Regions from separate parts of the Mus musculus genome. Here region 1 is linked to region 2. The links are chromatin contacts, found by Hi-C or POLR2A ChIA-PET in ENCODE. All regions are on one chromosome and are shown on one strand. The core of a region is the stretch at or near the end of the contact, and the rest is flanking DNA. Distances in the headings are between cores, read along the strand shown. Region 1 holds the start of Cage1 (cancer antigen 1). Region 2 holds the start of Ssr1 (signal sequence receptor, alpha).

Evidence for each region. Hi-C counts contacts between places; a loop is a spot of excess contacts on that map. ChIA-PET counts read pairs that join two places held with the same protein, here RNA polymerase II (POLR2A).
Region 1: a map of heart shows a loop between it and region 2 (6-fold over the local background). The contact joins the promoter of Cage1 here to the promoter of Ssr1 in region 2. A Hi-C loop is called at or near these places in 21 of 37 maps with a recorded cell type or tissue (CH12.LX, T-helper 1 cell, T-helper 17 cell and 7 more). POLR2A ChIA-PET finds 5 or more read pairs at or near these places in 2 of 5 experiments (Patski and embryonic stem cell).

The regions. Positions count from the first base shown.
Region 1 is chr13:38,035,608-38,038,537 of GRCm38, forward strand. It overlaps Cage1 (cancer antigen 1), which reads right to left and starts at 1,330. Exons shown (of 13, transcript NM_027724.2): 1 at 1,212-1,330. Riok1 (RIO kinase 1) reads left to right here and starts at 1,382. Exons shown (of 17, transcript NM_024242.3): 1 at 1,382-1,924. The coding sequence starts at 1,854.
Region 2 is chr13:37,992,577-37,995,585 of GRCm38, forward strand. Ssr1 (signal sequence receptor, alpha) reads right to left here and starts at 1,632. Exons shown (of 8, transcript NM_025965.4): 1 at 1,429-1,632. The coding sequence starts at 1,507.

The DNA of each region.
Region 1 (2,930 bases), core at 80-2,579, 43 kb after region 2:
GTATTTCAGGCAGTTTGCTGCTGTGAGTTGGTATAGTGGTGAGAACAGTGAAAGCTGTGTGAAGTTATCATGGGTGAATATTGCCCGAAATTTGTCAGATTCACCCCACCGTTTAAATTATGAATCAAGTTTTGGGTGTGGAGAATTTATCATGACTCTCCCCACCCCATTATGGGGCCATGATCTTTAGTTAAGAAACTCTGGTCTACACAGTTAAAACACAGGCTGAAAATACCCCCCATTCTAGTGGCATATTATCAGATTGTCTCAGTCTATCCTTAGTACCTGTCTGCCTGGATGACTTTGTTAGATTACTTATTTACTGAAGACGTTTTCAAATCGATGTCATCATTTGGTAAACTGTAAAAAACCAAGTAGGCTAAGGAAGCTAGGCAGGGCTGCTGGAGGACTCAACCTTGGGCTCACCTTTCCCGTCCTGCAAATAAACACTACCTGTTCGATGACAGGGATGTGTTAGTGCCTTAAATCACTTTCCAAACGCAAAATGTTTCTTTTCCATGGGCCTGTGACTTGCAACTACACTTTAAAAAATGTATGTGCCTGTTTAGTATACCCGTGCCATGTGTGTGTAGGATCCTCTGGAACCGGAATTATAGTAGTTGTGACTGGCCCAACCAGGTGCTGAACCAAGCCACCACCACCCAGGCTTGGTTAGCCATTCTACCTAAATCCATTGTTTGTTTGTTTGTTTTTTTTTTTCTTTTCTTTTTCTTCTTCTTCGAGGAAACAGGGTCTCTCTGTGTAGCCCCTCCTGTCAACAGGTTGGCCTCAAACTCAAGAGATCCGCCTGCCTCTGCCTCCCAAGGGATGGGATTAAAGGCGTGTGCCACCACCGCTCGGCTTGAGTTAAAACCGTTTGAAGATAATGAGGGCTTGTGAGATGGCTGAACAGGAAAAAGCGCGGACGACCAGAGTTCGGTTCCCGGAGCCCAAGGTGGAAGGAGTAAGCCCTCAAGTTATTCTCTGAACTTCACTCACGGAGCACGCATACACAAGCGCGCGCTAGATAATACTTAACATTTTAACATTTAATAAAGGCAGAAAGAGGTGTCACAAGAGTTCCTGCCAAACGCAAAAAAAAACCTTGAACTTCCCAACTTAAAAAAAAAAAAACAACAAAAACCAACCACTTGTATCATTGCATCTCAAAACAACGCACCAACGTTTCTAGAGAGCAAAAGTGTGCTCACTTCCATGATCCATCGAGCTTCTGTGACTCAGGCTAAGGATTCCGGGTTTCCTCCCGGCACACCGGCTCCGCGGGAGGGAGAACACCTTCCAACCGTCCCCACCGAGGGCACCAACTGGTGCGTCGCAGGGCGCTCGAACGCCCCAGTGTGACGTCCTCCGGACCGCACCTGGGTCCAGAGGAAGAAGGTCAGAGGACGCAAGTCTTCAGGAGCAGCCGGAGGAAAAAAAAAACAGGCTGACTTCCTATGACCGTAAACGCCATGGTGGAGCAAGAACGAAAGGCTGGGGAGCAACAAGAGCTACACATCCCACGCTACAAACAACGCACCACGCCCACTTCACATCGCGGATTGGTCTTTCCCGGCCACCGTCACGCGCATGCTCCCTGAGGGCACTAGGGTTTGGAGAGGCCCTGCTGGTGGCATACTTCCGGCGTTGCACTTCCGGCCTGTTGGTGGCCGCGTTTGCCGAAACCCTGTATCCTGACACCCCGGTGGCGCCTGGTCGTTGCCTTCTTGGGCCTGGCGGTTGCCGAGGGATTTGAGGGGCGGGAATCGCGGAGACGCGTTTGGATCCTCTAGGTGGGAAGCAGGCTCTTCCGATCGCGGCCTCAGGGGCGCCGAAGGCTCACACCCCTAGCCATGGACTGCAGTCTGGACAGGATGGCTTCGGTGGTCCCCGGGCAATTTGACGACGCGGATTCCTCAGACAGGTAGGCGGCCGGTGGTGACACAGGGACTCCTCCGATTCCGCCAGCTCCACATTGGGCTCGGGGAGCTGACAGCTGACGGCTTTGGATTTTTCTCGGGGTGAGCAGCTTGTGAAAGCTACCTACCTGTCAGTGGGTCCCGGGACGTTTAGCAGAGAAGCAAGAGTTGGGGACCACTGAGGAAGGTGGGCCTTTTTTTTTTCCTTTCTTTTCTTCATACAGGCTTCCATACACAGTGAGCAAAAGTTTTACCTCTGCGAGTATGATGAACAAGACAAATCAAGTCACTACTGTCTTTTTGGAAAGGAGGGCAAACCAAGAGGCTAGCACCTACAGCGTAGCGGAGAGAATTGAGGCAAAAAAGGGAGGCCAGCCAGGTCGAGCCTTCCAAGTGACTGTGAGGAGTTAAGATCCTGTTCAGGTCTTACAGGCCAGAGGAGGGCTTTTGCAGCGACAGAGCATCCGTCATTTGATTTATGAATTAAAGGAACTGGTGAGTCATGTAGAAGATGTTCGTAGAGAGGAGTGGAGCAGAGAATCAGTAAATAAATAAATAACCAGCTTCAAACCGGATGGCTCCTAGAGCTGCTGTCGTAGAACGACTTCGAGGTAGCAGTGTTGAGGTTTTGTGGTGAAATTGGATGTGAGGTCCAAAAGCAAGCAGTGACGGAAAACTTCCCGTTCAAAAGAAAAGAGAATTTACACATAGCCATTTTGAAACAACAAAGAGTTTTGCGTACCTTATAGTCAGGAAGATTTTATTCATCAATTGTGAGCGGTTGTGATAAGTATATATATTGACCACTCTGTGTGTCAGATCGAGTGGTAGGGAAATATTGGTGACTACCGTTTTGATTGCCACAGGGGTTGGCCTCTGCTAGGGGAGATAGATATTCACACGAGGTAAATTATTTGAATTAAAATTGGTGAATAGTACAAAGGAAAAAAATGAGTGATCAATAACATATGGTAAATAGAGGGTAAGTAGGGCTTAGCCGGAGATGTTGGA
Region 2 (3,009 bases), core at 382-2,881:
ACTATTTTTGCACATGACTTCAAGCATAGTTTCAGACATTTAAAATATCAAAAAAAATAAGGGCTAATCATAATGCTAATTTATAAATCAGAGACTTGTTGACAAAGCTTTCTCAAAAACCACACAACATCACTTTCAGGCAAAACTCTACAAAGCCCTTTAAAGTTCAAGCAGTTCTTATTACCACTTCTCGGGGAGCGATGATGTGGCAATCCAGCAGCGAGGGAAAATGTGGGAACAGCCACATGTGCAAAGCCCAAGAGAAAACACTATCTTTAAAACCATGATTTTTTTAAGTCTTTTTACTTTCCCGAGTTAAAACAGTTCATTCATAGTTTACAGGTAATTTATCAAAAGCCAGATTTAAAGAAAGAAAGAAAACCCCAATGGTCTAAGGTTGTAGTGTGCATATGTGCCTTGCATGCCTGGCACGATGGAAGCCCTGGGTTCATCCCCACCACTTCATCCACGGGGTGTGGTGACACCCTGAAACCCAGCACCCCAGAGGTACAGGCACAAGGATCATAAGTTCAAGGACGTGCTAGCTAGGGCACCAACTTACAACGCAGCCAGGGTTACCTACATGAGACTCGGTCTCAACATCTGTCTTATGTCCCCACCACCACACTCCCAAGCCAAAATCCCTAACAGCTATAATTCAAAGTCATACTAGTTACTAAGTAGAAGCCAAGCACTTCTGTGTGCTTGGCCAAAGAGTTCATAACATGGCTCGTTATTTCTCATGCCCTGGGCCACAGAAACTTAGAGAAAGAAAAGGAATTCTTTCTGGTGACCACTCAAACTAGTTGTTTTTATAAACTAGCAAAATTAATGGACATGGCGGGCAAGGGGGAACAAGTTTCTACGTTTTTACATTCTGCCAAGTTTTTAGCCCAGGTCAATCGTTGGAAAGAATAAACTTACAAAGCTCGAAATAACTTTTTCGCAGCATATTTTCAACCAGCAAAAACTGGCTGGAAAAGGGAGGGGAGGGGAGAGAAATTAGAAAAGGAAGGAGGAGGCCATCCGGCCATACTCTACGGTAGCGGCTGACAAGCAGCCGGAGGAAGGGGACGGATTTGGACACCGAGCCTCGCGGTCCACACAGACCGCGATGGGCGAGCGAGGGGGCCGGGCGAACACGATCCACGCGCCGAGGAGAAGAATCTACAGTGGGCGAATGAATGGAGGCGCGCCGGCGTGTGGCTAGCGACACGTCAGCGCAGAGCTTGGGGACGGGCGGCCCGCGGCGAGCGCGGGCGGAGAAGCGAGGCCGACCCTGGCGTGGGTCCTGCGGACCGCGGGCTTCGGGCCCGCGCTCGCTGAGGACGCCGAGCTGCGGGGGGTCCCGGGGCGGGGGATAGCATGGCCCACGAGAGCCGGGCCGGGGGTCGGCCGCGGTCCCCAACCCAGCCCCGCGTCTCTCACCTCCGGGGCCGCCTCGGAGCAGCACGGCGGCGGGAAAGGCCAGCAGGAACAGCAGCAGCAGGCGGGGGAGGAGTCTCATGGTACGGCCGGTCAGCGTCCGGTGCGGGTCCGCTAGGGCTCTCGGAGGCTCTGGCGGTAATGGCGTTACTCTTCATCCGGGCCGCGGTGGAGGGGCGGGGCACGCACGCACGCGCGCCATCCGTCGCCCCTCCCCGCCACCGTCGACGTGGCCTCTAAGCGCCCAGGGGCGGGGCCTGCGGGCCGGGAGATCACGTGGCCGGCGGTGGCGGGGACCAGGGGAGCCTACGGGCTCCCGCGAGAGCCTAGCTGAGCAGGCTTATCTCTTCCAGATGCTTAGCATCGCTTTGTCCCCCGTTGCTTTGAGGGGCCAAGGAGTGGAAACTTCCCGCATGTGTGGCAGTTGAAAGACAGAAAGTAAAGGATATGGATAACGACAAAATAAATAAATAAAAATAAAAAGCCGAAAGTGATGTCTCACATTGTAACCCCAGAGTTTGAGAGATGGAGGCAGGAGGATTGCAGCGAGCTGGAGACCAGCCTGGGCTATGTAGCGAGTTCGGGGCAAGACTGGGCTACAGAGTTAATACCTTGTCACAAAATTCTACCCCCCCTGCAATAAACAATCGGAGTTCTGGAGTTTTATTCTTTTAAATTTGACTGTCTCTCTGGTGTATAATTGCCAGTGCACAGATAGATGTAAAGGTCAGTCAAAGGACAACTTCTAGGGAACTGATTCTCTCCACATTTTAGATGGGTTCTGGGCTTGAACTCTGATCATTAGAGGTTCAGTTCTGTAATTTTTCTTAACAACCCAAACTTAGCAATTACCTAGCCTTTCTGCAGTTTCTACGCCAAAGATCTCACTTCTGGCATATTTCTGGCAACTTCAGCTGGTCAGTGTGAAACACTCGGGATGTAGTGGCTGCGCTGAGAACCTCCAGCCACAATCCTGATTCAGGGACTGTCTTGGTTACTTTTCTGTTGCTGTGAAGAGATACCATTACCAAGGCAACTTATAAAAGAAAGTGTTTGATTTGTAGGCTTGTTTACAGTCTCAGAGGGTGAGTTCCTGACCATCGCATCAGAGAGAATGGGAGCAGGCAGGCAGTGCTAACGTGGAAGCTGAGAGCTTATATGTTCAGCCCCAAAGGACAAGGCAGAGAGGTAAGTCCAATGGTACGGACTTTTGAAACCTCAAAGCCCACACCCAACAATGCACCTCCTCACATAAGTCCTTACCAAACAGTTCCACCAACTGGGATGTAACATTCAAACACAAGCCTACTGGGGCAGTTCTCATTCAAACCACTACACAGGTTAAGCAGCCACCAGGATCATTGGAGCCTCTGAGCCACAGAGGGACAAATAAACTCCCCTCAGAATTGTTGAAGATGACTGAAGTGGAAGTCACAGACCATATCTCAACTTAATTAACCCCAGTAGGTTCAGATCAGATGAACACATGTCTGACCTGAACAGGGGAAAGAGACTGTCTATAAATTCTATGAACATTAAGGAGTCAGAAGTGCCACCACCTGAAGTCAGACCTCAGAAAGGGAG